2 separate regions of the Homo sapiens genome follow, and region 2 is linked to region 1. A link is an interaction called in ENCODE POLR2A ChIA-PET data of the cell type or tissue named here. Cell type or tissue: MCF 10A. All regions are shown on one strand. Each heading gives the region's core, and the rest is flanking DNA. Links, peaks and the distances in the headings are about the cores only. Region 1 overlaps SORBS2 (sorbin and SH3 domain containing 2). Region 2 has its middle 25 kb from the start of PDLIM3.

Region 1 (15,336 bases), core at 2,670-10,669:
AGTCATTTATTCTCAAATCTGCGGTGACCTTTGAAACCACCGCCATCCAAGAGAGAAAGGGAGAGGACCTACCTCTACGTATGAGATCGGGAAGATGCCCACTCTCCCGTGGTGTTCTCCCTCATACCAATTTTGATCAATTTTCCTGAGGATGTAGACAGTATCTCCTTTCTTAAATGACAACTCCCTGGAAGAGACACGTTGACATGGTCTTTTTGTGATGTACAGCAATAATTCTCAAGATCAACACCCTCGCTAGATCTGCATTTGTTTGGCAAATATACTTACAATATTAAAAAATCCAATTGATATTGAGTCCGATTAGATAAGAATGATCCTTGCAAATTCTTAGAATGCACTTAAAACATTATAACTTTAGAAATGATTTCAAACAGAGTAAGTATAAACATTCCATTGGATATAAATCACAGACAGATTAATAAGAAGTTTAAAGGAGGGGACAGACTCTTGCTACTTTACCATTAGTTCAGAGAAGAGGCATTTTGAAGCTTGGAAAAATGATGGAATAGTTCTGCACTGATTTTTTTTTTTTTTGTCCTGAAGCTAGTTGGCTAGTTAGTTACTAGCCCCCCAGCCCCTTTTGATGTACTGAAGCTTACATGAAGGAAAACAAATATCATGTAGCCTCAGAATAGAAGTGCCAACACCAGAACAAATTTTATTTGTGGATCTTTGAAGTTGGTTGACAGGTATTTTAATAGAATATCTTGATAAGGAATTTATTTTGTGTAACAGAAAAGATCTTACACTTTTAATTTTCAGTGGGGCAAGAAGAATGTGTTTTAAGTGCAAAGACATATGCCAATGCTTGCCTTTCTATCTTTTATTTACAAAAAATAAAAATATTTTTAAGACACTATATTTTTCAATTTTGGCTGTTTCTAAGAAAATTGTAGGTATATTTGATTTGGGTATTTATAATTTTAAGTTATAATGACATTATGCATTTTGAATAATTCACACCTAAACTTATCACCTTCACTACATCAATTTTTCCTGGCTTAATCACCCAGGTGATTAGGTTGGTTCATTATTTTGCCTCCGCAATTATTCTTGGATGGAGGGCGATTAATTTGTATCTTCTCCCAAGAGCCTCATTTTGCAATACATCTGCCCTCCCACTCTGGAATCTTCTGCATTGTTTTGTTCAGAATTTTCATTTTTTAATCTTTTTTTAAAAAATTTTGGTTCAGAATTTTCAGTTGGATCATTTATTAGTATAGGCCGTTTGATGGAGAGAGATTTATACCTGATGGAGAACACTTCTCATTGATTAAAAGAATTAATCGAAAAAATGGTGGTATATTAAAAGAATGATCACACATTTAGAAGTGCTAAAATCTTCACAATTGAAAATGTGTTAAATTTTCAGTAACCCTAAAAACAAAGAAGATTCATGGAGCTTTACATTCAAATACAGTGCTTCCTTCTTTTGTGCAAATGCCTAATGTAAAAAACAGAAAACAAAGCAAAGCAAGATATTTAATGTTCACAACACAACAGTTTCATTTGTACTAGGTATGTTTTGTTTCTGGAAATGAGACTAGCTTTTTAAAATATAATATGAACATATGAATCAGAGGCAACCAATTTTTCAAAGCTATGAAAAAGACTCTTTTGTATTTGTATAGGTTGCATTTAAAATTTTGAAGTCCTTAAGACACAGGAAAGTCTTACTCTTAAGTTTTCAAAACTGTGTCCCTCTCATCTCAGACCTAGAATTTTAAAGTCCCATTTGCTTTTTTCCCCTCACTTTTATTTTTATTTGTTTTTGAGATGGAGTCTTGCTCTGTCACCCAGGCTGGAGTGCAGTGGTGTGATCTTGGCTCACTGCAACCTTCACCTCCCAGGTTCAAGTGATTCTCCCACCTCAGCCTCCTGAGTAGCTGGGATTACAGGCACCCACCACCACCCCTGGCTAATTTTTGTATTTTCAGTAGAGACGGGGTTTCACCATGTTGGCCAGGCTGGTCTCGAACTTCTGACCTCGAGTGATCCATCTGCCTTGGCCTCCCAAAGTGCTGGGATTACAGGCATGAGCCACCGTGCCCAGCTGCTTTTTAAAATTAAGACTTCTCAGAAGACCTCGTGAGCCTTGGGTGGACACCCTTCCTACTTCACATCCCCTGCCATTCCTCAGGTTTTTATATATTTAAGAAAGCTATGGATTGATTTTTACAAAGAAGAAATGAAACGTGTGCTCCGTAACATTATTTTATAAAACTGATATGCATTGTACAAATTGTCACACCATATCCACAGAACAGTAGTTAGGACCGGAGTACAGTAGAAACAAAGCATCTTATTTCTCTAATTTGAAAAAAAAAGATGTAAGCTTTTCTTCAGGCCAGATTTAAGCCATGTTCAACATCTTAATTTCTAAACAGGATTTTTCTTATCTAGTTCATTTCCTATCTCAGCAGCATTACCAAATTCTGAGTGATTTATTTATATATGTCTTCTGCCAGAGACAGTTTCTAGAGCTATTAACTCATATTATATGCATTTTTATGAGTAAATTATTTTGGTTATTATATATATATATATTCAGTGTAAACAACATATAATAATTTAATGACAATTTACAATGAATTCAATATCTGTCTTGAATTCTACTGGAGAACAAAGTTTCTTAAAGGTCTGTGCACATAGGCCACAAAAAATCTGGGCAACACCCTCTTATATATAAGTCTGCTTATGTGCTTCCGCAACCACATGCCTATCTGCTGAGCAAAGAATAAAGGCAAAAGAAATATTGCAATTCAGGATGGTGAAAACACCGACACCAAAAGACCAAAGGAGAAAACTTTGCTCAGAATCTCTGAGCTTTGCAGGCTGAGGATGGAGACTTCAATACAGGAATCTTTGTACTAAGTTCTAGTCATCAACCCCACAAACTATGCTTGGAATATTTGGATAAATAAATGTTATCAAATTCCCCCAGCTAGTGTTAATTACTCCCCAATACTTTATTTATTTACTTATTCATTCTTTTTTTTGAGACAGGGTCCTGCTCTGTTGCCCAGGCTAGAGTGCAGTGGCGCAACCTCAGCTTATGGCAGCGTCTACCTCCCGGTGAAGCGATCCTTTTGCCTCAGCCTCCTGAGTAGCTGGGACTATACAGGTGTATGCCCCCATGCCTAGCTAATTTTTGTATTTTTTGTAGAGACATGGTTTTGCCATGTTGCCCAGGCTGGTTTTGAACTCCTGGGCTCAAGCCATCTGCCTGCCTTGGCCTCCCAAAGTGCTGGGATTACAGGCATGAGCCACTGTGCCTGGCCCCCAATACTTCATTAATTCATTATTGACACAAAATTCTAAAAACAAATATTCCTAAATTCTTTTTGTTTTTCCTATCCTTTAGAATTCATTGTGTTCTACCTAACATGTTTAATGTAATTTAAAACTCAGTAATTCTCAACTAAACTTAAAATAAAAGGTAATTCTGAAGGAACCATTTAATTAGAGTAGATTGCTGCATTGGGAATTAGACCTCATTTGTAACAGATCCTACTGCAATGCTTATCTCTTAAAGCATTACTAACATTTAAAACCACCTTAAATCATATGATGAGTATTTATCTTACTTACTTAGATGTCTGAGCCTTAAAATCATAAACAGCTTTTGCAGGCAATTTCTGAAAAGGAAGATAAACAATTAGCACTAATTTAAAATTTGAATTTTCTACAAGAAAGTAGTTTAATGTGCCTTAAAGAAAAAGGAAACCTCAGGGAATCATCAAACATATGTAATGTTAATCCTGTAAGCAATTTATAAATAAGTCCATTCATTCTTCATTTAGATATTTAAGCTATAATAGGAATATAATAGAAGGCTTATTCACCATCATATTTAATCTTAGGAACTAAGGTAGATTAATGTTATAATGAGAGAATAAAATGCCTGCAGAGGTTTGCATCCTAGGCATCATTTTGGCTGTTACAAAGGCTCTTCCTAGGATAAATGTGGAGGGTCAATGGCTCTATGTTCTATGGAGATTGACACAGCTCCCTCTGAATCATAATAAAAGGACCAGATGTCATAAAAGAAGTAATCATTCCCTTCATTAGACACTTATTAACATATTAGCAAAAAATATTAGCTCAATTATCACTGGGAGGCTGGTTAGTGGGCAAAAGTATAGGTGTGATCATCTTGCATTCCCTAGAGGGCTCAGGAATCCTTCAACACTCTGTCCACCAGCCACTCGTCTTTTAGTTGTGATGTGATGTGACACGTGCCCATCCTCAAACTCTGGGGGCCACAGATCTCCCTGAGGTACCCTGTACCCTATAGCTAGCTAGGCCAGCTCTTCCTTCCTCACCAACCAACAATCCCTTCACTCCATTCTTTTCCCCCATGACTCTGGTGAACTTTAGGAATCCTGGACCATTTCTAACTTCTTTGGGGATCCCACAGGCTCTGGACTACATCAGACGCCTATAAGATCCTCTGGAGCGGCTACCAGTCCAAGTCCAGCTTTTAGTTTCCATCCAGCCGTCATGGCTCCAAGGCAGTTTGAGCAAGAACTCTAGCCCCGGCTCAGGGCCCTGGACAGAGTTCAGTTGGTGGGTGGTTCCCAGGGGCAGTATCCCGAGAACTGGGCTGGTTAAAAGCTCTTTTTAGGGATCCTCTCCAATAAAAGGAAGCCAGCAAAAATGATTTCTGTAGGCTCTGTATTGATTTACAACACAGTTGACATCAGGCTTTCTCCTGGACCAGCGGGCCAAGAAATTGTAGAGGAAACCTATTGCCTCCACGAGGTGCCCTAACTCAGGACACTTTTAGGTCATAATGGTTAAGTTCATGGGCATCAGGTCAAGACTCGGAGAAGCCTCATGGCCAAAACTGGGCCACCACTAGGGAAGACCCACAGCTAGGGTCAGGGTGTGGACTGCTTCTAGGGTCAGAGTTGCTATGCTCAGGCCCCAAGGAAAATTGTTTCTAGTTTCTCAGTATTTTCACATTTCCTGTCCGAGTTCGTTACTGGTTTGGGATAATTTTTGGCTGGTAAGTGCTGTATCAAGTGTGTTGCTGTGAAAGACTCCAATGCTATTAAATTAACTACCTCTTTTTCTGGAGTTCCTCTTCTTTCCCTTGGTGCACTTCTCCCCATGTCAGTCAAAGTGGATGAGTAACTTCTAGGGGACTCACGGTCTATTGGAAAGAACAGGGCCAGTCATGGTGAGTATCCACTTAATTACAAGCCAACCTGTTCCGCCATTTTCCCTGGTGGCCACTACTTTTTTCCCCAAATTTGGAGAGACACCGTTATCGAACACATGGGCATAAAACTCATAGTTCATTACAAAGTTGTGAAATAAGACACAAAACAAGAGCATTTCAAAAGGAAAAATATCTGAGGTTGCAGAATTATAATTGTCTATATAAATATGATTACTACATTGCTGATTAATTATATTGCCACACCCAGTAAGACAATTTATAGTTAGAGGGATTTTTCATATAAATTTTTTCCAAAGCTTTCTGTTTCTATGCCTTTGCTTCTTATTTATAATTACTATTATAAGATTTACAGAGGATGGAGAATTTGAAAATAGCAACAATTTGTAGAAAAAGAAACATTTTGTGGAGTAATTTAAGACTGTAGTAATGAAAAAGAAAGAGATAAAACCAAAGAAAGTATGAGGATGACAGGAGGGTGGTGATGAACATTCTCCTTCTGCCTTACTCTCCCCTCTTCGCTCTTCCTCTGTTTTTAAATACTTATTGAATCTCAAGATGCCATGCTGTTTATCTACGACCTTCCTTTGTGCCCAGATGATAAACACCTTATCAGAAAGCAAAGAAACAAAGAGATATTGTTTCTTCTTACTCCAAGCAAAAAAGGGATAAACAGAAAGCATCATGTCAGTTGCCAAATTGCTTATGAAATATTGAATTATTTTTGTTCATCTTAAAGCAAAGCATAAATAATCACATTACAAAATTTTGATTGCATGTAGTTCTTAATAGTATCTTATACCTTTTGCACTTACGTGACTTACATATGGAGATGTAACTAGACATTAAATGTATTCCAGTAGTCTATGTTATAGAATTTTATCAGTACAACTGGGTCAATATTTGTCAATTCTTTCTTTTATCCCTTAAATATATCTAGTTATCCAGACTAACAAGAAGCATTAAAAATAAAATTTATTTTATCCATCTATGAAAGAATTTAAAGTGCTGATTCATAATAAGAAAACATTGTTTTAGGATTTTGACTACTTTGATGATGTAAATTCTAAGTTAATATACTTTTATGATCATAGGGCCTCATAATGATCATAAATTTTAAATTACTTTTTCTAACCCAGGGAATATAAGCTATTTTTCACTTGGGTGAAACACAATTGGAAAGTAAATATTTTACTAAAAAACAAAATACTTTTAAATGCATTTCAAAGCCCTTCCAAGTTACGTTTCAAAAATGTACTCCTATCTGCACATAAAATTGAGAGATGGTTATATTAGGATATTAAAAGCCTGGAGAAGGTAGCTAATTTATTAAAAAATGAGATTCTGACACATTTCAATTAGTGAAAATTTTGAATTGTAGAAATTGATTTTTTAAATTCTAATTTATTATTTTGAAGCATGTTGCTTCAGCCTAAGGGTAGGCAAAGATAAACGTAAGTGTATAGTGTAGCAAAAGTGAAAGCAAACATAAAGACTAAGTAGATTTGTGCAAGTTAATTAACAATCGAGCCATATTTGACACTAGTATGAACTGTGAATTATGTCTTTTTTTTTGTCTGAGATTATATTTTATACTATAAATTCTGAATTATTAGGGGTTTGAATCTCTTTTCTGTTATCTACTCTCTGTGTGACCTTGGACGAATTTCCTTTCCTCTCTGGGCCCAACTTCCAAAATTGAAAATGGCTTTTGAAATAACACCCATTTCATAGGCCTATGCCAGTTTTATTAGATAATGTATGTAAAGCACTCTGTAGTGTCTGGTGCATAGAAGTTTCTCTGTTGACCAACTTTCAGCCCGGAATGTTCATTCCAGCCTCTTAAAATTTACGTAGTGAACAGATGTGCTGTAAGAATTAATGAAAATAATTGGTCACAAATATTAAAACACCCTGGGCTGTAAGTTATATAAATCTCAAAAATAGTCCTCTGCCTTTCAATTGCTATTTATTCTTGTGTTGCCACTTCAAAGTTATCTATGAAAATAGAGTTTAGAGTCACTGTTAGCCTGAATAGTGTAATTCAAATTTCAATACAGGACTGTTTTAGCAGAAAGAGAAAGTGAATGAATTAAGTAATGGAAAAGAGAAAATGAATACACTAAATGGTGGAAATGGGACTTTTATATATATAGCTTAAAGATACATTCACAAAAATTTTATCACCATTGTGTCCTTGAAATGGAGAAAGCTATTAAACAAACCCTAATTTCTTTGTGTCCATCAATTACTAATCACATATTTCAGTTTTGCTTCTTGAATGTTTTGATATAGTATCTTCTATATAGAATGTGACAAATTATTTATTAACTGAATGAATATAAAGTTTTAACGTTAATATAAACATTTTTAAAAGGCTATTTGTGGAACTATAGGTTTTGATTCATGTCACAACGTAATTTATTGTCTCAATGTGAGTAGTGGTTGTTTCAACCCTAATGCTGAGCTACAAAATGGCCTTCCCTCTCGTTTTCGAAAGAGTAAATTTTTGTGAATTGATGATCACTTTAAGCCACACATCAAGTCCAAATATCACATGGGCAAATGAGAAATATTCAGTAAGACATATTTGCACAACAAGTTTTTGCTTCACAACACATAACGACGCCAAATGGTCTCCCAGCTCGGGAGTGATGAGATGTTGGAATGGAAAATGAAAGAGCTGGAGGGTGGGTCTCTGAACCACAAGGAAAAAGAAAGAAAAGCTCATCCACCTTGGAGTGCACCGCCACGGTCTTGGTGGTGGCAGCTGCTGTTGGCTGTGTCCACGTCTTGGAAAGAGGCACTGCGGGGCATTCTCCCGCAGTCATTCTGGTAGGGTGGACAATGAATAGCACCATCGGGAGGCAGTGGGTGGAGAGGCTGGTGCAGGGGGCTCCTCCTCAGCGCTCTCAGGGATGAGTTCCTCTCGGGAACATCTGGCAGCAGCTCACTGATGAGGCGGTGCAGGATGCTGTTGTCCGGCAAGCTCCCCCTTTTCTTTTCAGCTTTAATTTGGTCACAGATGTCTTTAAGGGCAGAGTCCAGAGCCTCAAACACAGATGCTTTACATTTTGCCTTTTCAGTCTGTTTCTTAGGAGCCGAATTTTTTTTCCTCCGGAAAGGCACAGGACTGACTAGAAAAGCAAGTTTAGAAAGGCCAGGGTCCATTTCTTGCCTTCTGGGCTCCTCGGTGTTTTCGTGTCTGGCTCTTTCGTGTTTTAACATTGTGGTAAATCGAGTGTAGGAGGCCGGGCACCTGCCTTTGCAGGAGCTGATGAGGTGGCGGTGGTGGTGGTGGTGGTGATGGTGGTGGTGGTGGCTGGATCCGTAAAAGCTTTCGGAGGATGTGAAGGAAAAGTGATCAAAGTCACTTTCACTGCAGAAGGATGACCCCTCTAGGTGAATGTAGTCACTGTGGTCGGACACAACCCCGTCCTGGTCGCTGTCGGAAAACTCCACGTGTGCTCGGGGCTGCTCATCGCTGGTGACTTCAATGTGAATGGGCACCAGGGCGTTAGACTGGCAGCCTCGCCGGCCCCGAGCGGGGGGGCCGCTTTGATTTTCTTCCTCCAGCAAATACTCAATGGAAAACCGCCTCTTGGGACATAGGCCATTTTGCGGTGGTTCTAGGGTTACGGGAGACAGCATGTCATCCCCTAAATTTGGCATGGATTTGGACTTCTGGATCAGCTTTTCGAATTCGGAGATGCGTGTGGGCACCATGTCCCGGGGCACCTCCTCCGTGGAGCACTGGCTCCAGGCGCGCAGCAGGTCCTTGTGCTGCTGCTCGCTCTCGTACTGCAGAATCCTGGACTTCACGGAGCAGATCACCTCGGAGTTCATCAGGTCCTTGCGGTTGATGCGGTGCATTTTCTTGTACATCTTCAGGAACCCCGGGGCGTTGCGGGCTGACCTGTGTCTGATCCTTGATCTGCCGTTACTGCGAACCTCCGGGACGTAGGGGGACCCCCACGCCATGGGGCAGCTCTCCTTGGAGTCCTCCTCACATAACAGGGAGCCCATGCTTTCCGACTTGACTTTCGGGTCCGGGAAGCTATCGCAGTCGTCGTTTAGGAGATCGTCACAGCTCCGGGATTTGATTTTGGGAGAGACGGTTTCTTCCGTGCTGCTCCAGATTTCTGCGTTTTGCCGGGCCATTTGCCAGCCGTTCTTGAAACTAATGGCTCTTGGTGAGTCCCGAGGGACATCCAAGTGCTGTCTGTAAGTGCTACAGTAATCTAACTCACTGGAGGGGTTGCCGTTGAGCCCTGAGTAACTGCAAAGGGATGGACATATTTTGCTATCATCCCCACCTTTTAATCCAGAGCAGCGTGGTAGAAGAGAGACATTTGGAGAAGTTAAAAGGTTCACAAAGAGAGGAGAGCATGTCAGTAAAGCATCAGACAGCATAGCAAGGAGAAAGCAGTTAGTGTGTTTTAATCTAGGTGCTGATTGTTCACACATGGAGCTTCAACTCTAGAGAAGAAGGTCTAATTCTAAAGCGAGCTAATACTTTTTCAGTGAATGTAGCTTTGCAGAGAGAGTTGACAAAACTGTGTATAAGAAGCAACCGACGTAAGCAAATACACCTACTCCTACTGCATAATTCATACACCTTTCTGACAATATTGTTTGCCAAAACACAATAGTGCTGCTTCAGCTGATAGCATGATCTGGTAGTGAAGGTTTAACAATTAGTGTCAAAAGTGTTATACCCTTACGCAATTTAATAGGGCCGGAATTTGAGCCTCATTTGATTCGTAATGATACATAGGTGAAGAAGGGTTTATACATTTACATCGAATTAATACTCTCATGACTATATCAAATAATTTTTTGTGGGTTTTAGATTTTAAAAGCTATAAGGCAAAGTATTCTCCAAAATTGCAAAATCAAAATGCTGTGAACTATTGCTGCTAACATTTTTCTAGAAAAAAATAGCTAAAGCTCTTTAAACAAACGAATTTACCTCTTAAATTGCTCTACCTTTAACCTTTTATTAGGTACAAAATTCTCATAGGAAAACTGAATATAATGCAAAACTTTCATCAGAGGTGCATATACCATGCTTTTTTTCTCGGAAGAGTTCTTTGAAAAATCATTTGCAATTTGATAATAGAGATCTACATTTGGCCTCAATTTTGAATAGCTATGGAAATGTTCTTTTGCTTTGCTGAGTCAACTAATAAATGAGGAGCCAAATTATATCTAATAGGACATTTTCTTCCTAGAAATAAAATCTAATGGAGGAAAATATCTCTATTCAATACTTATACCTTACAATGTTCTCTAAATTCTTTAAAAGTAGATAAGCACATTAGGTAGATCTGTACTGTCTGGGAAAGGAAGTTGATTTAACATTCCCTGTGATGAAACAAATATCTACATTTATCAGAACCCTTTTAACTTTTGGCTAGTATCCAAGAATAATAGGTCAATGGCATTTCATGACCTACTTGTTACCTTAAGATATTCATTTGAATAAGTGAGTTGAATCTGATAAGGCATCTCTGCTCCTCAGAGGAAAGATGTGATGGATGGGGCTCACACGCCCTGAACCATCAGCTGATATCACAGCTTTACAAGGCCTTAAAAGGGCTAGGCATCCACCTACTCAGAGTCCAATCATCACGACCAGAATACCTTTTGCACACAAATCAGCTACCACTTTTAACTACCATGTGGCAATGGTTTTAGTGACTATAGTTGATAGGTGTAGCTGAATTGGTCTGGTTTTATAGAAACTTACATTAGAGCTCAATTTCTTTACACATTTCAAAATCTCTTTCTCTTCTCTTTCAATCCCAAGATATTAGAGGAGATTGTGGGGTCCCACATTTGGTAGAGCCCTAGCTCCCTGTAGGGGCTGGTTCAATCCTCACTCTCCATCTCAGAAATATTCCTGTCCTCAAGGAATACCACTAAATGGTCTTCCAGAAACCAGAAGGAGTGACTTCTTTCAACAGTGAGCTCCCTACACTTGCAGAGAGGAGACGGGCCATCCAGAAAAAAAGGCTTGGTGATTCCTCAGTGATATCATTATGGTTTGGGACCAATTAGTCCTGACTGTGAGCTGCTGTGAATTGACCACTGTGTTACATGGCAGGAGGTGGATGCTCCACTGTTCATGTGAAGGTGGCCCAAAATATACAGCAAATGGCTAAAGAAATTAATAGGTCGGATTTTTTTAAAATCTAGAATTGAATAATTTTTTAAAACCCTCCAAACCAATGTATATTTTAGCCAACAATTTGCTCTGTTGCTGCTTGTAATTTTTATCCTATAAATTTGACTAATTTGCTAGTTGTAGAAACATTAGAAAATTTTGACTATATGTCAATGTTTACAAAATACATCTTTTAGTAGCCTGATGATACATTATTTGATACTTTCAATTTGTTTAGAAAGGGATCTATTTGGGGGAAAAAAGCATTAGCAGATGCTAGTCAGAGTTCTTTAAGCAACCTAAGTGGCTCGCCAGCTTGAGTCAGTCTGGGTGGGAAGAAGGCTATTGTTCTAAAACTATATTTTATTCCAGACACTGTAGGTGAGAGCTGGCACATGCCACTATCACTGGGCCAGCTTTCACACAGTGCTCTAGGCTAAAACGTAAACTAGTAAATTGTTGTGTTTTCATTTACTATGCTCACCTTTTGCTCTTGATGGGGAAGAAGGAGAAGAGCTAGTGAAAGACTTTGTAAGAGTGGTGCTTGATCCTGGGAGGTCCACTCGGCCTGGGCTAGTCCTGCTCGCACTTTGATCTCCCAAGCCCCGTGGTGGACCCACTGCAGGCTCGCTCTTCCTCCGCTTCCTGAAGTCACTGGCCATGCTTGCAGAACTGAAAGAAGGAATCAGATCTGTTTGATTGGCACTGGAGGAGGTTCGGGTGTGCACCAGAAAAACCGGTGGAACGTGCTAGTGACAATGGCGTAACTCCTAAACCTCTATCCCCAAAACTGCATTGCTAGGAACTCATCCCTTGATGTTCAACATGATTTCTCTAGAAGGATCTTTTAAAAAATGAATAGACCTTATTATTTATTTTGAGATGGCTTCTGGCTCTGTCACCCAGGCTGGAAGCGCAGTGGTGCAATCACAGCTCACTGCAGCCCCAAACTCCTGGGCTCAAGGGATACTCCCGCCTCAACCTCCTGAGTAGCTGGGACCACAGGTGGGTGCCACCTCACCTGGCTAATTTTTTTAAATTTGTTATTTATGTAGAGACAGAGTCTCACTATGTTGCCCAGGCTGGTCTCAAACCCCTGAGCTCAAGTAATCCTCAAGCCTCAGTCTCCTGAAGTGTTGGGATTACAGGCGTGAACCACTGTGCCCGGACAACTAAATTTTTTTAGGGCAGTTTTAGGCTTACAGAAATAATGACTGGAAAGTGTAGAGAGTTTCCTTATAGTCCCTTTCCTCTTGCACAGTTTCCCTTATCATTTACATATTCTTTTGGTGGGTACATTGTCACAATTGATGAATCTTTCCTGATGCGTCGTCACCCCAAGTCCATAGTTTACATTTGAGTTCATGTTTTGTCTTAAACATTTTAGGGGTTTTGAGAAATGTATAATGATGTGTGTCCATCATTAATGTGTCAATCATATAAAATAGTCTTCCCGCCATAAAAAGCTTCTGTCCTCCAGCTTTTCATCCCTCCCTTCCTCCCGCTCATCCTGGCACCCACTGATCTTTCCACACGGCCTCCACAGTTTCGCCTTTTCACCATGCCCAGTTGATATCATGCAGAATGTGGCCTCTCAGGTTGGCTTCCTGCACTCGGTGATACACTTTTAAGGCTCCTCCATGTGTTTTTTGTCACTTGATAGCTCATTTCTTTGTATTGCTGAGTCACATTCTATTATTACATGGATGCGCCACAGTTTATGTATCCATTCACCTATTGAAGGACATCTTGGTTGCTTCCAACTTCTAGCAATTATAAATAATGCTCCTAAGAAAACCACCTGCTGGTTTTTGTGTGAACCTAAGTTTTTAAACATCTTTGAACGTCAAAATTCTCCTATAGTGTAATATGTTGATTGAGAATTCAGTGCTATAATTTGTATCTTGTATCTTTTCTCTATAAAGCGGAGTTCTAACAACATGAATATATCCAGAGGGGCATACCAAATACAGGAAATAACTGAAAAAAAAAAAAGACATCAAGAGAGGAAAATCTCTCTCACCTCAAGGGTTGCCTGCAGCTTGTCCTATCATCTCTATCATCTTAGCTTTAGAAGATGTTATATTGGAATTCCAACATTTTTTATTTAAATAATGAATGAAGGCTGAGTATGATGGCTCACGTCTGTAATCAAGTACTTTGGGAGGCCAAGGCTGGAGGATGGCTCAAGGTCAGGAGTTTGAGACCAGCCTGGACAACCTAGTGAGACTCTGTCTCTACAGAAAATAAAAAAGTTAGCCAGTTGTGTCATGTGCCTGTAGTCCCAGCTATTCAGGAGGCTGAGGTGGGAGGATAGCTTGAGCACAGGAGTTTGAGGCTGCAGTGAGCCATGATTGCACCACTGCACTCCAGCTTGGGCAACAGAGCAAGACCCTGTCTCATCAGTCAGTCAATCAATCAGTACCAGTAATCTGGTCAGCAAATTAACTATTAAAGATTCCTTCCCCTCAGTTGCATAAAATACTGTCAATAGTCTAGAACAGCAGGGAGTTTCTGTCATGGTTTTGAGTTTGAGTACAGTATCATTTAAGACCAATGTTAATGAATGAAGCCACATATGGCACAGCACACTGTGCATGAAATCACTGGATTCTTAGACAAGACTTGTGTAGACAACAGTGATAATAGCAACAGCAGCAACCCCAGCTCCTATGGAGCCCAGCAGAATGCTATGTGCTTTCTTTATGTTTTTGTCTTATTTAGCCCACACAGCAAACCGATGAGGTATATGCTGTTATCTCAGTTTTACAAATGGTAAAGTGAATACATGTGTCTGGGATGTACGGAAGCAAGCGGAGAGGCAGACCTCAGAACTGGTTTGTCCTCTTCTGAAGAGGATGCATCTCCTAGACCTGTTTTTGCTGGGACTGTCCTGTCATGTGAGGGTCTGTGTGTCTTTACGGCAATCTGTAGATTAGATTAAAACTCTAAAATTCAAATATTTTAGGTGCATAGATAGAGGCAGAAGATAAAAAGGAGGGGTTCCAGAGTTCCTTTCTCAGGGATGTTATTGCAGTTGGATGGCACTCAGAAACCCAATTTATGATTGACCCAATTCACAAAGAAATCTACATAGAAGGGTAAATTAATGCTACTAGATAAATATTTGTTATTGATGTTACAATATGGCTGGGAGTTTGTATTATTCAATATTACTATTGAACTATGTCTGAATATGTCTGAATTTTGTGATTTGTTTTTTTTTTTTTTTTTAGACTGAGTCTTGCTGTGTTGCCAGGCTGGAGTGCAGTGGTGCAATCTCGACTCACTGCAACCTCCACCCTCCCAGGCTCAAGCGATTCTTCTGCCTCAGCCTCCTGAATAGCTGTGACTAGAGGGGCATGCCACCATGTCTAGCTAATTTTTGTAGTTTTAGTAGTGATGGGGTTTCACCATGATGGCCAGGATGGTCTCAATCTCTTGACCTCATGATCTTCCCCCCTCAGCCTCCCAACTGCTGGGATTACAGGCATGAGCCACCGTGCCTGGCCATGAATTTTGTAATATTTTTTAAAAAGTGTGATATTTAAAGCTAATGGAACTTACTTCAGGCGAACTCTGAGGGAAGTTAGGCCTAGCGGTGACAAGCTATCTTGCCTCAATTTCTTTTTTTTCTCTCTCCTTGCCAACTGTGTAAACTTGGTAAGTTACTAAGCCTAGGTGTCACTTTCCTCAGAGATAAAGTGGGGACAATAGTATTTAACCATAGTGTTTTCTTAGGATTGAATATGTTTTGTACTTATGCCTCATTTATTGGTAGTATTAATAACAGTATTTCTGATTTGTGTGGTCAAAGTATGATTAACAAATACGTGTATAACACTTTTTAATCTATAATTTTTTTCAAATATATTATTATAAGGGCCATTTAACAACATTGAAAATTAGTTACTTATAATTCCCATCTAAAGAAAAGAAAACTGGGTATAGGGGACTAAGG
Region 2 (15,336 bases), core at 4,556-12,555, 61 kb before region 1:
GCTTTGCACATACAATTAGAAACTGCTGATGTTACCAGTAGAGATGAGTCCCTGGCATCATTGCAAGTAGGGACATGCTCAGTGGGAAAGGACTGTTGGAATCTCAGCCACATTCCCATTCTCAGAGACAATATTCTTGGTCATTTTCTTTTTCAGTCCTCCATTACCTCCAGAACTTTTTGTGCCTCTGAATCTGTGTGTTTACTCTACTTCCCCTCCATCCCTTTAGGGCCCTTGTTCTCCTGGAGTAATCTTCCTCATCCTTCAAAAATCACTTCTCTAACACCCCAAAGAAGCTCTCAGTCTTCTAGGTTAGTATTTCTACTTTGTAAATAGCTCTACTTTAGCACTTATATTTGATTATATTTAGTCATTTAAATGTGGATCTTTCACCCCAGATTGTTCATTCTTCAAGGACAAGGGGCTATGTCTTATTTATAGTAAATGCAGGGATTGGGCTTAGTCTTGGCTTTGAATCCCTGCTTTACTACTAACTTGTTCTGTGGCTTTTAGAAACATGATTAATTTCTCTTTACCGCATGCCCTTCATTTATAAAATATGGCAAATAGTATCCACTTAATAAGGTTACAAATTAAAAACTAATCAAGATAATGTATGTAAAACACCTGTCATAGTGACTGGTTCATAGAAACTCAACATTAATTTTTTTCTTCCTTTCTCGCTTTTGATATAGCAAGGCTCAGCACAGTGCCTTATGTATAGCAGAAACTCAATAAATTTCAGTGGAACTTACAAATGTTAAAATTTACTGAGTGCTTACCACATTCCAGGCACTGTTCAAAGCTCTATAGATGTATAGTAACTCATTTAATACTGTGCCTAACAGCATGGAGAAAGCACTATTAATATGCCCATTTTATTTATGAGGAAACCAAGACATAAAAAAGCTAAATACTTCCTCAGGGAACATCCAGCAAATAAATGGCAGAGGCAAGATTTGAATCTAGGTAGATAGGACTCTGAAGTCCATGATTCTATAGGTTGATTCTACGTAGTTACATAGGATGTTGAATCCTCTGAAAATTTCCTGTTGGTGAAGACCTAGCCCATTCAGAGAGTACCAAGAGCAGGGTTGGCAAATGGCTTGAGCAAATCCATTCCTAGTATACTACTCCAAGGAATTCTGAATTGCACTTAAATTTTTTATGAGAAATTATTTCCTGTGAAAGAAGAGATCCAGTTCTGTCATGGCACTCCTTCACTAGGGTGAACATCCCTTCAAATCAGCTGATGAGTTGACTAAGGAACATACTCATTGGAGTCCTATCCAGAATTTGCTTCATCCTTGTCATGCAGTGGAGGGTGGCCCTTGAAGCATAACCACCACCACCACCACCACCACTGCTGCCACCAAACACCACTGGTGGTTTTTTCCCCCTCCAGGGGATGCTTCTATTGGCAATGCTGTGGAGTGAGTCCTGCTGGAGCTCCACTTTGCAGCTGAGAAAATTGGAGCTCATGGAGGTAACTAATGTGCACAAGGTCACACAGCCAGCGAACACCTCTACCCAGAGCTATCTGACTCAGGGCCTTCTCGGGGACCCAAGAGCAATGAATTAGAGAAGCTGATAAGGGTTCCAGAGTGGCTAGTCGTTGGCTTGCCTCAAGAGGAGAGATGAGAAGATATGCCATCAGTACTCTTAGGGCAGAGCTTTCACAAGCTATCTTGGAGAAGAAACAGAAGAAAAACTTTCCCCTGATCTGAGGAATGAGCATTTCTAGTGAAAAAAGAAAAAGTGCACTACAGAAATGTTCTTTTAATTATTCCTGATTTAGATTAGTACTGAATTTTGGTTTGAGCAAAAAAATGATTTAATAACCTAAAATTGTATTTACCCTAAAGTCAGATTTGTTTTCTTTGAGAAAAGTTAGGGAGAGCTTCCAAATCACTTCATCTTCTATTTAAAGGGGAAAAATATTTTTCTATAATAAATTTCACTTTAAAATTAAGCAATGGGACTACAATACTTTCCTGTTTCCCTAACTCACTATGTAATTTTTCCATTTGCAGGGAAGCCAAAAGATGAATTTCTTTGTAGGAAGTGGAACGTTGTATAAATATTTTCTAAGAACGGTCATGCACAGACAATATTAATTAAAAGTGATGAAATAGTATAACCTTATGACATCTAATTTTGGTTGTGTGTTAGTGTGTTGATTGATGGAATCCAATTTCCTTTTTACTTCATTTGAGCCCATCTTATGGTTCCTCAGCAAAAAGCTTGGAACTGAGCAGGCATGATAAGTAAGACTAATGTGCACAGAGCACACATTCCTTCCAAGCTGGAAAGGACATGCACCCCTTCTTTCCCCCTACTTGGCCAGCTAAGCACACACTGTACTTGAGAATAAGTCAAGAATAAAATCACAAACTTTGAATATGCAATGTTGAAAAATAATTGGTATATTTGAATTTTCCCTTAGAAAAGATTGCATGAGGACTCGGTATTGATGCTCAGCACGGAAATGACTGTCTCTCTTCCCCAGTGAAGCTCTCCTTGCTGCCCTCCCTTTCCTATGGGCATTACTGTGCTGCTGGGTTCAGCTGGATGGAGACTCCTTCAGGGCCATGTAATTGGGAGATAGGAGGCAGGACATGCTCCAAGCTTTCTAATGTCATTGTTTTCACAAACTGTCTGGGTCTTTGTTCCATGGGCACTAATTCTCAATACAATAAGACTGACCTGTCCAATTTTCTGTTTCTGTGTCTGTTTCCTTCAATTTGCAGGTAGCCGGGACACAAGTGCTTCTGTTTGACTCCCGGTTATGCTGATTGATATAGTTTGGATATTTGTACCTATACAAATCTCATGTTGAAATGTAATCCCTATGTTGGAGGTGGGTCCTGGTGGGAGGTGTTTTTCCCCGCCAGGGGATCATTCGTTTCATACAGACTTTATTTTTATTTTTATTTTTCCACAAGTGATTGAGACACAGGTGGTATTTGGTTACATGAGTAAGTTCTTTAGCGGTGATTTGTGAGATTTTGGTGCACCCATCACCCGAGCAGTGTACACTGCACCCCATTTGTAGTTTTTTTTATCCCTTGCCTCCTTCCCACTCTTCCCCGCCAGGTCCCTAAAGTCCATTGCATCATTCTTATGCCTTTGGGTCCTTATAGCTTAGCTCCCACGTATCAGCGAGAACCATACGATGGTTTGGTTTTCCATTCCTGAGTTACCTCACTTAGAATAAATGGTCTCCAGTCTCATCCAGGTCACTGCAAATGCTGTTAATTCATTCCTTTTTATGACTAAGTAGTATTTCATCATATATATATATATATATATATATATATATATACACCACAGTTTCTTTATTCAGTCATTGACATTGATCGATGGGCATTTTGGTTGGTTCCATGATTTTGCAATTGTGAATTGTGCTGCTATAAACATGCGTGTGCAAGTATCTTTTGCATATAATGACTTCTTTTTGTTTGGGTAGTAATCCCACTACCCAGCAGTGGGATTGCTGGATCAAATGGTAGTTCTACTTTTAGTTCTTTAAGGAATCTCCACACTGTTTTCCATAGTGGTTGTACTAGATTACATTCCCACCAGCAGTGTAGAAGTGTTCCCTGTTCACTGCATCCACGCCAACATCAACTATTTTTTGATTATGGCCATTCTTGCATGAGGAAGGTGGTATCGCATTGTGGTTTTGATTTGTATTTCCCTTATCATTAGTAATGTTGAGCATTTTTTCATATGTTTGTTGGTCATTTGTATGTCTTCTTTTGAGAATTGTCTGTTCATGTCCTTAGCCCATTTTTTGATGGGATTTTTTTTTTCTTGCTGATTTGTTTGAGGTCATTGTAGATTCTGAATATTAGTCCTTTGTCAGATGTATAGACTGTGAAGATTTTCTTCCACTCTGTGGATTGTCTGTTTACTCTGCTGACTGTTCTTTTTGCCATGCAAAAACTCTTTAGTTTAATTAGGTCTCCACTATTTATCTTTGTTTTTATTGCACTTGCTTTTGGGTTCTTGGTCATGAAATCCTTGCCTAAGTCAACATCTAGAAGGGGTTTTCCAATGTTATCTTATAGAATTTTTATAGTTTCAGGTCTTAGGTTTAAGTTCTTAATCCATCTTTAGTTGATTTTTGTACAAGGTGAGAGATGAGGATCCAGTTTCATTCTCCTACATGTGGCTAGCTAATTATTCCAGCACCATTTGTTGAAAAGGGCGTCCTTTCCCCACTTTATATGTTTTTGTTTTCTTTGTCAAAGATTGGTTGGCTGTAAGTATTTGGGTTTATTTCTGGGTTCTCTATTCTGTTCCATTGGTCTATGTGCCTGTTTTTATACTAGTACCATGCTATTTTGGTGACTATGGCTTTATAGTATAGTTTGAAATCAGGTAGTGTGATGCCTCCAGATTTGTTCTTTTTGCTTAGTCTTGCTTTGGAAATGTGGGCTCTTTTTTGGTTCCATATAAATTTTAGGATTATTTTTTCTAATTCTGTGAAGAATGATGGTGATATTTTGATGGGGATTGCGTTGAATTTGTAGATTGCTTTTGGCAGTATGGTCATTTTCATAATATTAATTATATCCATCCATTAGCATGGGATGTGTTTCCATTTGTTTGTGTCATCTATGTTTCTTTCAGCAGCATTTGGTAGTTTTCCTTGTAGAGGTCTTTTGACTCCTTGGTTAGGTATATTCCTAAGAGGTTTTGGTAGGTTGTGTCATTATTGTCGTTCAGTTTGAAGATTTTTTTTTTTTTGGAAAAGGAGTCTCACTCTGCTGCCCAGGTTGGAGTCAGTGGCACGATCTCAGCTCACTGCATTCTCCGCCTCCCAGGTTCAAGTGATTCTTCTGCTTCAGTCTCCCAAGTAGCTGGGACTACAGGCATGCACCACCACGCCTGGCTAATTTTTGTGTGTGTGTTTTTTTTTCAGTAGAGATGGAGTTTCACCATATTGGCCAGGCTGGTCTTGAACTCCTGACCTTGTGATCTGCCCACCTCGGCCTCCCAAAGTGCTGGGGATTACAGGCATGAGCCACTGTGCCTGGCCTGAATAATTTTTTAATTTTTATCTTGATTTTGTTTTTTGATCCAGTGCTCATTCGGGAGCAGGTTATTTAATTTCCATGTATTTGCATGGTTTTGAAGGTTCTTTTTGGAGTTGATTTCCAGTTTTATTCCACTGTGGTCTGAGAGAGTGCTTGATATAATTTCAATTTTCTTAAATGTATTGAGGCTCATTTTATGGCCTATCATATGGTCTATCTTGGTCTATTCTGTGCGCTGTTGAATAGAATGTGTATTCTGCAGTTGTTGGATGAAATGTTCTGTATATATCTGTTAAGTCCATTTGTTCCAAGGTGTAGTTTAAATCCATTGTTTCTTTGTTGACTTTCTGTCTTGATGACCTGTCTAGTGCTATCAGTGGAGTATTGAAGTTCCTCACTATTATTGTGTTGCTGTCTATCTCATTTCTTAGGTCTATTCGTAATTGTTTTATAAATTGGGGAGCTCCAGTGTTAGGTGCATATATGTTTAGGATTGTGATATTTTTCTGTTGGATAAGGCCTTTTACCATTATATAATGTCCCTCTTTGTCTCTTTTAACTGCTGTTGCTTTAAAGTTTGTTTTGTCTGGTATAAGAATAGCTACTCCCACTTGCTTTTGATGTCCATTTGCATGAAATGACTTTTTCTACCCCTTTATTTTATGTGAGTCCTTATGTGTTAGGTGAGTCTTCTGAAGGCAGCAGATAGTTGATTGGTGAGTTCTTATGTATTCTGCAGTTCTGTATCTTTTAAGTGGAACATTTAGGCCATTTACATTCAATGTTAGTATTGAAATGTGAGGTACCATTGCATTAATCATGCTATTTGCTGCCTGTGTACTTTTGGTTTTTTGTTTTTTGCTTTTTAACTTTTATTTTTGTTTTATAGGTCCTGTGTGATGTATGCTTTAAAGAGGTTCTGCTTTGATGTGTTTCCAGGATTTGTTTCAAGATTTAGAGCTCCTTTTAGCAGTTCTTGTAGTGGTGGCTTGGTAGTGGCGAAATCTCTCAACATTTGCTTGTCTGAAAAAGACTGTATCTTTACTTGATATATGATGCTTAGTTTCGCTGGATACAAAATTCTTGGCTGATAATTGTCTTGTTTGAGGAGGCTGAAGATAGGGCCCCAATCCTGTCTAGCTTGTGGGTTTCTGCTGAGAAATCTGCTGTTAATCTGATAGGTTTTCCTTTAGAGGTTACCTGGTGCTTCTGTCTCACAGCTCTTAAGATTCTTTCCTTCATCTTAACTTTGGATAACCTGATGACAATGTGCCTAGGCAAAGATCTTTTTGTGATGAATTTCCCAGGTGTTCTTTGTGCTTCTTGTATTTGGATGTCTAGGTCTCTAGCAAGGCTAGGGAAGTTTTCTTCGATTATTCCCCCCAATATGTTTTCCAAGGTTTTAGATTTCTCTTCGTCCTCAGGAACACCAATTATTCTTAGGTTTCGTCGTTTAACATAATCCCAGACTTCTAGGAGGCTTTGTTCATATTTTCTTATTCTTTTTCCTTTGTCTTTGTTGGATTGGGTTAATTTGAAGACCTTGTCTTCGAGCTCTGAATTTCTTCTACTGGTTCAATTTATGGCTGAGACTTTCCAGAACATTTTGCATTTCTATAAGTGTGTCCAGTGTTTCCTGAATTTTTGATTGTTTTTTTCTTTAAGATATCTATTTCCTTGAATATTTCTCCCTTCACTTCTTGTATTGTTTTTTGGACTTCCTTGCACTGGGTTTTACTTTTCTCTGGTTCCTCCTTGATTAGCTTAATAACTAACCTCCTGAATCCTTTTTCAGATAATTCAAGGATTTCTTCTTGGTTTGGATCCATTGCTGGTGAACTAATGTGATTTTTGGGAGGTGTTGAAGGGCCTTGTTTTATCATATTACTAGGATTGGTTTTCTGATTCCTTCTCATTTGGGTAGGCTCTGTCACAGGAAGGTCTAGGGCTGAAGGCTGTCCAGATTCTTTTGTCCCACGGAGTATTCCCCTGATGTAATACTCTCCCCCTTTTCCTATGGATGTGGCTTCCTGTGAGCCGAACTGCAGTGATTGTTGTCTCTCTTCTGGGTCTAGCCACCCAGCGAGTCTACCCGGCTCCTGGCTGGTACTGGGTGTTGTCTGCACAGAGTCCTGTGATGTGAACCGTCTATGGGTCTCTCAGCCACGGGGAGAGAAGAATAGGCCAGCCCCTATTCTGGTGGAGGTGGCAATTGGGGCTGGGGGAAGGGTGCAATGGACTCCGTGAGGGTTCTTAGCTTTGGTGGTTTAATGCTCTATTTTTGTGCTGTTTGACCTCCTGCTGGGAGGTGGTGCTTTCCAGAAAGCATCAGCTGTGGTAGTGTGTAGAGGAACTGGCAGTGGGCGGGGCCCTAGAATTCCCAAGATTATATGCCCTTTGTCTTCTGCTACCAGGGTGGGTAGGGAGGGACCCTCAGGTGAGGGCAGGGCTAGGCATGTCTGAGCTCAGGCTCTCCTTGGGCAGTCCTTGCTGTGGCTGCTGTGGGGGATGGGGGTGAGATTCCCAGGTCGCTGGAGTTGTGTACCTAGGAGGATTATGTCTGCCTCTGCTGAGTCATGCAGGCTGTCAGGGAAGTGGGGGAAAGCTGGCAGTCACAGGCCTCACCCAGCTCTGGTGGGAGGTGTTTGGATCATGGGGGTGGGTACTCATGAATGGCTTGGGCTGTCCCCTTGGTGATGAGTGAGCTCACACTCTGAGTTTACATGAGATCTGGTCATTTAAAAGTGTGCAGCACTTCCTCCTGCCCAGCTCTCTCTCTCGCTTCTACTTGCACCGTGTGAAATGCCTGCTCCTGCTTTGCCTTCTGCCGTGAGTAAAAGCTTCCGGAGGCCTCCCCAGAAGCCAAGTGATGTCAGCACCATGCTTGTACAGCTTGCGGAACAATGAGCCAATTAAACCTCTTTTCTTTATAAATTACCCAGTGTCAGTTATTTCTTTATAGCAATGCAAGAACAGCCTAACACACTGGTACTCAGGTGATGGCTTTTATGTCACAGTTAGGCCCTCAGAGTTCTCTCGGAAGATGGAGACTGTGAGCCCACGGCAGTACTTCTCGTCCTGAGGCTGGACCCTGCACCTTCAGGTCTCCCAGTGACCAGCCTCTCTGCCTCCCTGGGGTGGCCAAGGGGACTGAATGGACTCCGTACTCCTGATGCTCCCTCATGCTCATGTTCAGCCAAGAACATCCCATAATAAAACTCCCTGAGGCCAAAGCCTTGGTGATACAGCTCTAGGTGTCACAGCTCTTGGTGACACAGCTCTTGGTGACACAGCTCTAGGTATCACAGCTCTTGGTGTCACATCTCTAGGTGTCACAGCTCTTGGTGACACAGCTCTTGGTGTCACAGCTCTAGGTGTCACAGCTCTTGGTGACACAGCTCTAGGTATCACAGCTCTTGGTGTCACAGCTCTTGGTGACACAGCTCTTGGTCTCACAGCTCTAGGTGTCACAGCTCTTGGTGACACAGCTCTAGGTATCACAGCTCTTGGTGTCACAGCTCTTGGTGACACAGCTCTAGGTATCACAGCTCTTGGTGTCACAGCTCTTGGTATCACAGCTCTTGGTGTCACAGCTCTTGGTGACACAGCTCTTGGTGACACAGCTCTAGGTATCATAGCTCTAGGTATCACAGATTTTGGTGACACAGTTCTTGGTGTCACAGATCTTGGTGACACAGCTCTAGGTATCACAGCTCTTGGTGACACAGTTCTTGGTGTCACAGCTCTTGGTGACACAGCTCTTGGTGACATAGCTCTAGGTATCACAGCTCTAGGTGTCACATCTCTTGGTGTCACAGCTCTTGGTGACTCAGCTCTAGGTGTCACATCTCTTGGTGACACAGCTCTAGGTATCACAGCTCTTGGTGACACAGCTGTTGGTGTCACAGCTCTTGGTGTCACAGCTCTTGGTGACACAGCTCTAGGTATCACAGCTCTTGGTGACACAGCTCTAGGTATCACAGCTCTTGGTGACACAGCTGTTGGTGTCACAGCTCTTGGTGACACAGCTCTAGGTATCACAGCTCTTGGTGACACAGCTGTTGGTGTCACAGCTCTTGGTGACACAGCTCTTGGTGACACAGCTCTTGGTGTCACAGCTCTCGGTGACACTGCTCTAGGTGTCACAGCTCTTGGTGACACAGCTCTAGGTATCACAGCTCTAGGTGTCACAGCTCTTGGTGTCACAGCTCTTGGTGACACAGCTCTTGGTGTCACGGATCTAGGTATCACAGCTCTTGGTGACACATCCCGTCCACTCCTATGTGTAGTAGCCATTTTCCTTTTAGCACATACACTGTGACAGAGGTTGGGGCAATGAGGTGTCAGTGTCACCTGCACCCTGCCCCAGGACTGGCAATTCCTTCACTGCCAAGGCCCTGCTGCTGTGTCCAAATCCATCCTTCAGACCTCTCTGCCCCATCATTGTGATGAGTGTCCCTATTGTCCTTTTCCATCCTTGGGTCTCACATAGGGTTATGCTAGTTCATGAGTCATATTTTGATATCTTCGGCCTTTCAACAGAAATGGTAAGGTGCTTAGTCTTTCTTCTAGGTCTTCTGCCTCTTTGTAAATTCATGGTTGCAAAATGATGCCTGGAGTCAGGGCAACACCCAGTAGCCTCCGTGGCTGGAAGGCAGACAGACAGGCTGATGGAAGGGAACATCTATCTCCTCCACCAGTGGTGTCCAGGGCTCAGACTCTTGCCTTACTCTCCATTATGAGAGGATAACGAAGGGAATGACTGAATGCCGTATATAGTACCCCTTACTTGAAGGTCTCTGTGTCTGCCCTCAAGAATCCTCTCTGACTAGATTCCATGTATTTCTCTTTATGCGTGGGAAACTTCTGCAATTGCCATGAGGATTTGTGTATCGATGACCGTGATTCTAGAGGGATTCGCTCCAAAAGCACCACCTCTAGAGTGGGTTCTGTCTCTCTCCTGACCCCAGGGTGATGCCTTCATGATGAAGTGACAATTCTTCCTGGAACATTCACTCATTGTCTCCTTACTCATGAACCTGCTGCTCTGAGGGTAAAATTTCGGTTCTCAGTTCTTAAAAGCATTTTCTTCAATGTTTCTGTCCTGTGCTTTTGAGCAGAACCACCTCTGGTTCTGAGCCTTCATAGGGAGTGCCCCCTGCATATGGAGGGAGTGTTTGTCAGTGCCTGCTCCTCAGGATCGGAGGTGAGCTGCTGGAAAAATGACATCATTCCAGAGCCAGAGAGAAGTTTACTCAGAACGTTGCCAAACAGCTTTGGAAAAAAAAAATAGGCCAGGTATGGTGGCTCACACCTGTAATTCCAACACTCTGGGAGGCCAAGGTGGGAGGATCACTTAAGTCCAGGAGTTTGAGACCAGCCTAGGCAACGTAGTGAAATCCTGTCTCTACAAGAAATAGAAAAAAATTAGCTGGGTGTGGTGGTGCATGCTTTTAGTCTTAGCTACTCTGGAGGCTGAGGTGGGAGGATTGCCTGGGCTCAGGAGGTCAAGGATGCAGTGAGCTGAATTGCACTCTAGCCTGGGCAACAGAGTGAGACCCCGTATCAAAAAAAAAAATGAAGAAAAATATTTAGCAAGGATAAAATATTATTAGCTCATTGGCACCAGTGATAGTGAAACATGTTTATGAGAAAAACAAACTCTGTACAACATGTGAAGAGGTTTATTCTGAGCCAGTATGAGTGACCAGAAATTACGGGCAAAGACATAAATTCATATATGGAAGGTGCACATTTGTTCAGCCTAAAGAGGCAGGATATCTTGAAGAGGCGGAGACTTATAGGTCATAGGTGGATTCAATGATTTGGCAATTGGCAATTGATTGAGTTGGCAATTGGTTGAATTAAACTTTGTCTAAAGGTTCGAAGACAGCAGAAAGAAATGCTTAGTTATGATGAGGAGGTTGTGGAAGCCAAGGTTCTTGTCAGTTAGATGAAGCCTCCAAGTAGCAGCCTTCAGAGAGAATAGAGGGCAAATGTCCCTTTTAGGGCCTTAACGTTTCAGACTCTTAGTTAATCTCTTCTAGATCTGGGAACGGCCTGGCTGCATAAATGGAGATTCTTTCCAGATGCAAATTTCCCCCATGAAAGATGGCTTTGCAGGACCATTTCAAAATGTGTCAAGTAAATACATGTTGGGAGAAAATATTTTTATTTTCTTCAGAGCCTCTCTGCTATGTGGTGCTATACCAGAGTCAGGTTGGAATTTGGCATCTTAATGCCACAAAGAGTCTTCTTTCAGTCTTCTTTAAGTCTTATGATCTGTATTTTAATGTTAATGCTGGTCAGTTTTCCCTAAACTCCAAAAGGCCGGGGAGCGGGTGAGACGGAGTATGCTGGATGAAGTATGCCTAGCCTTCTTTCCTTTCGTGGCCAGGAAATCAGTTTTTCAGGTTCCTCCAGAGTTCTCTTGGCCCTGGAGGAGGTCTGTTCAGTCTGTTGAGGAGTTAGGATTTTATTTTTGGTTTATAAACATAAGCTTTCTAAAGATTCAAGTGCTCCTTGGTGTGTTTTGTGTTAGCTGCTTAAAGAAGAGCATGTGAGTCCAGAATGGAGCCTAGTTAGTGATGGATACAGAAACCAGGGGCATTGGTGATAGAAATATGTCACCCAGTGCTGTGCGGCATCACTGAACACTGACCTCGGCCTCCTGTGATGAGCAAGGAATGGCTGCATGAAAGGCTGCTGAAATCCTTTCCTTTGCTTTTGCTAATAAAAATCATATTTAAAGTGTCCTAGATATGTAAAAAGATTCTATGGGGAATTGTTTCATAATAAAAAGAATGGTGATCACATGTAAACATTCCTAATTTATTAACTACGATTTTATAATCAACATTATTGAGGTATAATTTACATACAGTAAAAGGCATCCATTTACATTGCACCATTCGATTTATTTAAAGTGTTCAATTAGCTGAGTTTTGTACACACCCATGAAGTCACTGCCAAAATTTAAGAAACACAATATTTCCATTTACCCTTGAAAGTTTCCTTCTGAAGTTTTTCTCTTTCTGTCCCTGGCCTCATGCAACCACTGATCTGACTGATCTGCTTTTTGTCACTGTGGACTTAGTTGCATTTTCTAGACTTTTACAAGTAGTATCATGCAGTATAGACTCTTTGAGTCTGGCTTTTAAAATCTATCATAATGACTTTAAGAGTCACCCGTGAGGTTGCATGTATCAGCTGTCCACACCCCCGACTCTTTCACCATGCTTTTTTCTTTGGTTGAGTACTATTCTTTCATATGACTATATCACAGTTTGTTTATCCATACCTATTGATGAGCATCTGGATTGTTTTAGTTTTTAGTTATTTTGAGTAATGCTGCTGTGAACATTCATGTACAAGTCTCTGTGTAGGCTTACATTTTCATTTATTTGGGGTAAATACCTAGGAGTAGACTGACTGGATCCTATGGAAGGTATTTGCTTACCTTTTTTTCTTTTTGAGACAGTCTTACTGTTGTCCAGGCTGGAGTGCAATGATGTGATTTCTGCTCACTGCAACCTCCCCCTCCTGGTTCAAGCGATTCTCCTGCATCAGCCTCCCAAGTAGTTGGGACTACAGGCACACACCACCATGCCCAGCTAATTTTTGTATCTTTAGTAGAGATGGGGTTTCACCATGTTGGCCAGGCTGGTCTTGAACTCCTGACCTCAAGTGATCCACCCTCCTCAGCCTCACAAAGTGTTGAAATTACAGGTGTGAGCCACTGCACCCAGCCATGTGGTTTCCTTTTTAAGAGACTGCCGTAGAGTTTTTCTAAATGGTTGTACCATTTTGCATCCTCACTGGCAGTGTATGAGAGTTCTAGTTGCTCCACATCCTTGCCAACATTTTGCATTGTCGATTTTAAGAAAAGTGTAAATTCATGCAAATTGATGGTTCAAATGTATATAATTATGTATATTACAAATAATACTGGAGAATTTTTGTTTTTTAGTGACAAGTTTTTGAATTTCCCCTTCCTTTTCTTTTCTTGTGTTATGTTAAATTGAACACTTAGGAAAGTAAATTTGAATTCTTAAAGTCATAAGGACCTTTTAACCTATTATAGCTGTGGTTAACTTTTAGTATCCTGGCAGGGAAAACTTTATTTCTTAAATATCTAAATTACAACTAGAGAGAAAAAAGAAAAGGAAAAAAAATGATTAAAAGTTGTATAGAGGAGGCGGCTTAGGTTGGAATGTGGTAATTTCCACCATAGTCCTAATTATGTATGGTTGTGTTGCTGCTCTCAAACCATAGCACTGCTTATAGGTTTCACAGGCTGGCACCAAGTTGAGCCACACCACTCTTGCTAACCTCTATGATGCTTTCTCCAATTTTTCATTCTCCACTGTTACTTACTCTGGGCATTTTAAGAGAGGCTTCTAGAAGACTGAGGGTCCTGAGAAGTTGGCAGTGGCTGTGACCAATTCTCCAGCTTGCCTGGAGGCCTCGTTGTTGCCTATGACTGCCTGTCCTGTGACGTTATCAGCAAACAAAGCAGCTGGCATGGGGTGCAGGGGGAAGGCCTGGGGGAGAAGGAAGGCAAGGTTGGGGTGGTCACTGAAGCACCATCTGGCTCTAGCAAGGACACGGGGAAGTTTGGAGTTCAGCTCCAGCTGGACTTTAAGAATGTATGGGGCTCCATTGTAAGGTGAATGAATGTGAAGAGTGCAGAGAGAAGGAGACGCAAGGAAGAGAGTGAGAAAAAAAAAGAAGGAAAAACTTTATGATCAAAGAAAAGAGTTTTTTTCTAATACGAAAATGATATACAGCAGTTTCCTTTTCTTTTTTTTTTTTTTTTGGTTTTAAGGAGAGAAAATTTATTAGGCAAGAAAGAAGGAAGAAAGGAAGAAGAAAACGGCTCCTTCATACAGAGACAGAGGGAGGGGGGGATTTGAACAGAGAAAACCCCCAGTTTCCCCTTTTTATAGTAAGAATAAAACACATTCACTGATAACCTCTGCATACTACTGCAATAGCATTTTTGGAGGTGGAGTCCCAGCACCGTCGGAATGATCCCTGGCATCTGGATGTGTCAGCCCATCAGTGCATCCTCACCTAAAGCACAGCATGTGTGGGGTGACAACTGGGTGAAGGGGAGAATGAGCCCCGGGGTTAGACCGGGAGCCTGCCTCTGAGGCTTCCTGACCTCGACTTCCCTGGGCCTGTTTCCTTATCTGTCATGCTGCGGTGATAACGCCCTCATCACAGGGCTTCTGTGAAGATCAGAATGAGACAATGTGAGAGTCTTTTTGTTCATAACACATATTTTCACATTTGTCAGTTTGTTCATGAGAGTTCAGTTCTGAACAATGTCTCTTTATCATCTATCTTCAAGAGCGTAGTGGGAATATAGGATTAGAAAAAAATTTTTGGTTTGGGTATCTTTTCCTTCTGTTGTTTTGACTATCAGCAGCCCTGATACTTGTAGACAGGCAGTGCTTGAAGGAGAAAGATCTTGGCTCACAGAAGTTTAATCCTTTCCATTTAATGACTGTAGCTTAGCATATTTTAGTTATCGTCATTTTGGATTTCATACTATCTGGCCTCACAGAATTGCACCAAACCTGTCCTGACCCCTGATACTCTCCACAATTTTTTTGCCAGTAAACCCTGTAATGAGTTTTGTTACCAGGATGCATGATGTTTCCATGCCTACAAGTCCTGTTTTCCAAACTGGCTGTTCTCAGGCTGGCAAGAGTGAGCTGATTTCACTCCAGAAACATTTTAAACTTCCTGAAAGATTAAGTGGCTATGAGCACTCCCACAGGGCCTCTGCAGTGTTCTTTGTTAGGGTCAAGGTTCATGCTTTCTTTACCAGTTTGATGATTTTTCTGTAATTCTCTATCTGAGAGGTGATGTCTATGTGAAGGTATTCTGTAGCTGCCAATCTAAAGGCCCATTTTCCTACTGTCTCTCCTTCCTTCTAACGCTTCGATCTCCAGACACTTTGTCAGTGATTCTGGCTTCCAGAACGCCTACCTGTTCTAGGGGAACATGTAATCTGTGAACAGCCTTGGACGAGCTTCCCATGGCGTTTGACACTCAAGGCTAAAAATAGCAAGATGAGGCCTGAAGCATTCTCCAAGGAAATGAAATCGAATCACGTAACTGGATTATTCTTGGTTATCTTGCAGATATCCGCGTGACCAGACGTCTACAAATGGTGGTGAGATCATTTCTCGTCGCCTCTTAATCTGTTGGCAGCTGACTTCTGAAAACGTCTTCAGAGTTTTTTCTTTTTTCCCCAAACCAAGGGCAGCCAGCAATTTTG

The links. Peaks named below come from ENCODE experiments on the same cell type or tissue, not always from the same donor. Only the 100,000 strongest peaks of a DNase experiment are listed, where the experiment ranks them.
Region 2: POLR2A ChIA-PET joins it to region 1 with 5 read pairs; 2 of 35 experiments call an interaction of 5 or more read pairs at or near these places.

The regions. Positions count from the first base shown.
Region 1 is chr4:185,614,973-185,630,308 of GRCh38, forward strand. It overlaps SORBS2 (sorbin and SH3 domain containing 2), which reads right to left. Exons shown (of 27, transcript NM_001395207.1): 18 at 11,860-12,047; 19 at 7,942-9,522; 20 at 5,091-5,179; 21 at 3,613-3,659; 22 at 73-187. Among named protein-coding and RNA genes, the nearest start is that of SORBS2-AS1, 35 kb to the left of the region's middle. In MCF 10A, for the core only: no CTCF peak of the experiment used is centred there; no DNase peak of the experiment used is centred there.
Region 2 is chr4:185,552,397-185,567,732 of GRCh38, forward strand. No RefSeq gene overlaps it. Among named protein-coding and RNA genes, the nearest start is that of PDLIM3, 25 kb to the left of the region's middle. RefSeq lists enhancers at 6,728-7,574, 7,463-7,582, 7,575-8,419, 7,623-7,672, 7,823-7,872 and 1 more. In MCF 10A, for the core only: no CTCF peak of the experiment used is centred there; a DNase peak (open chromatin) is centred at 7,685.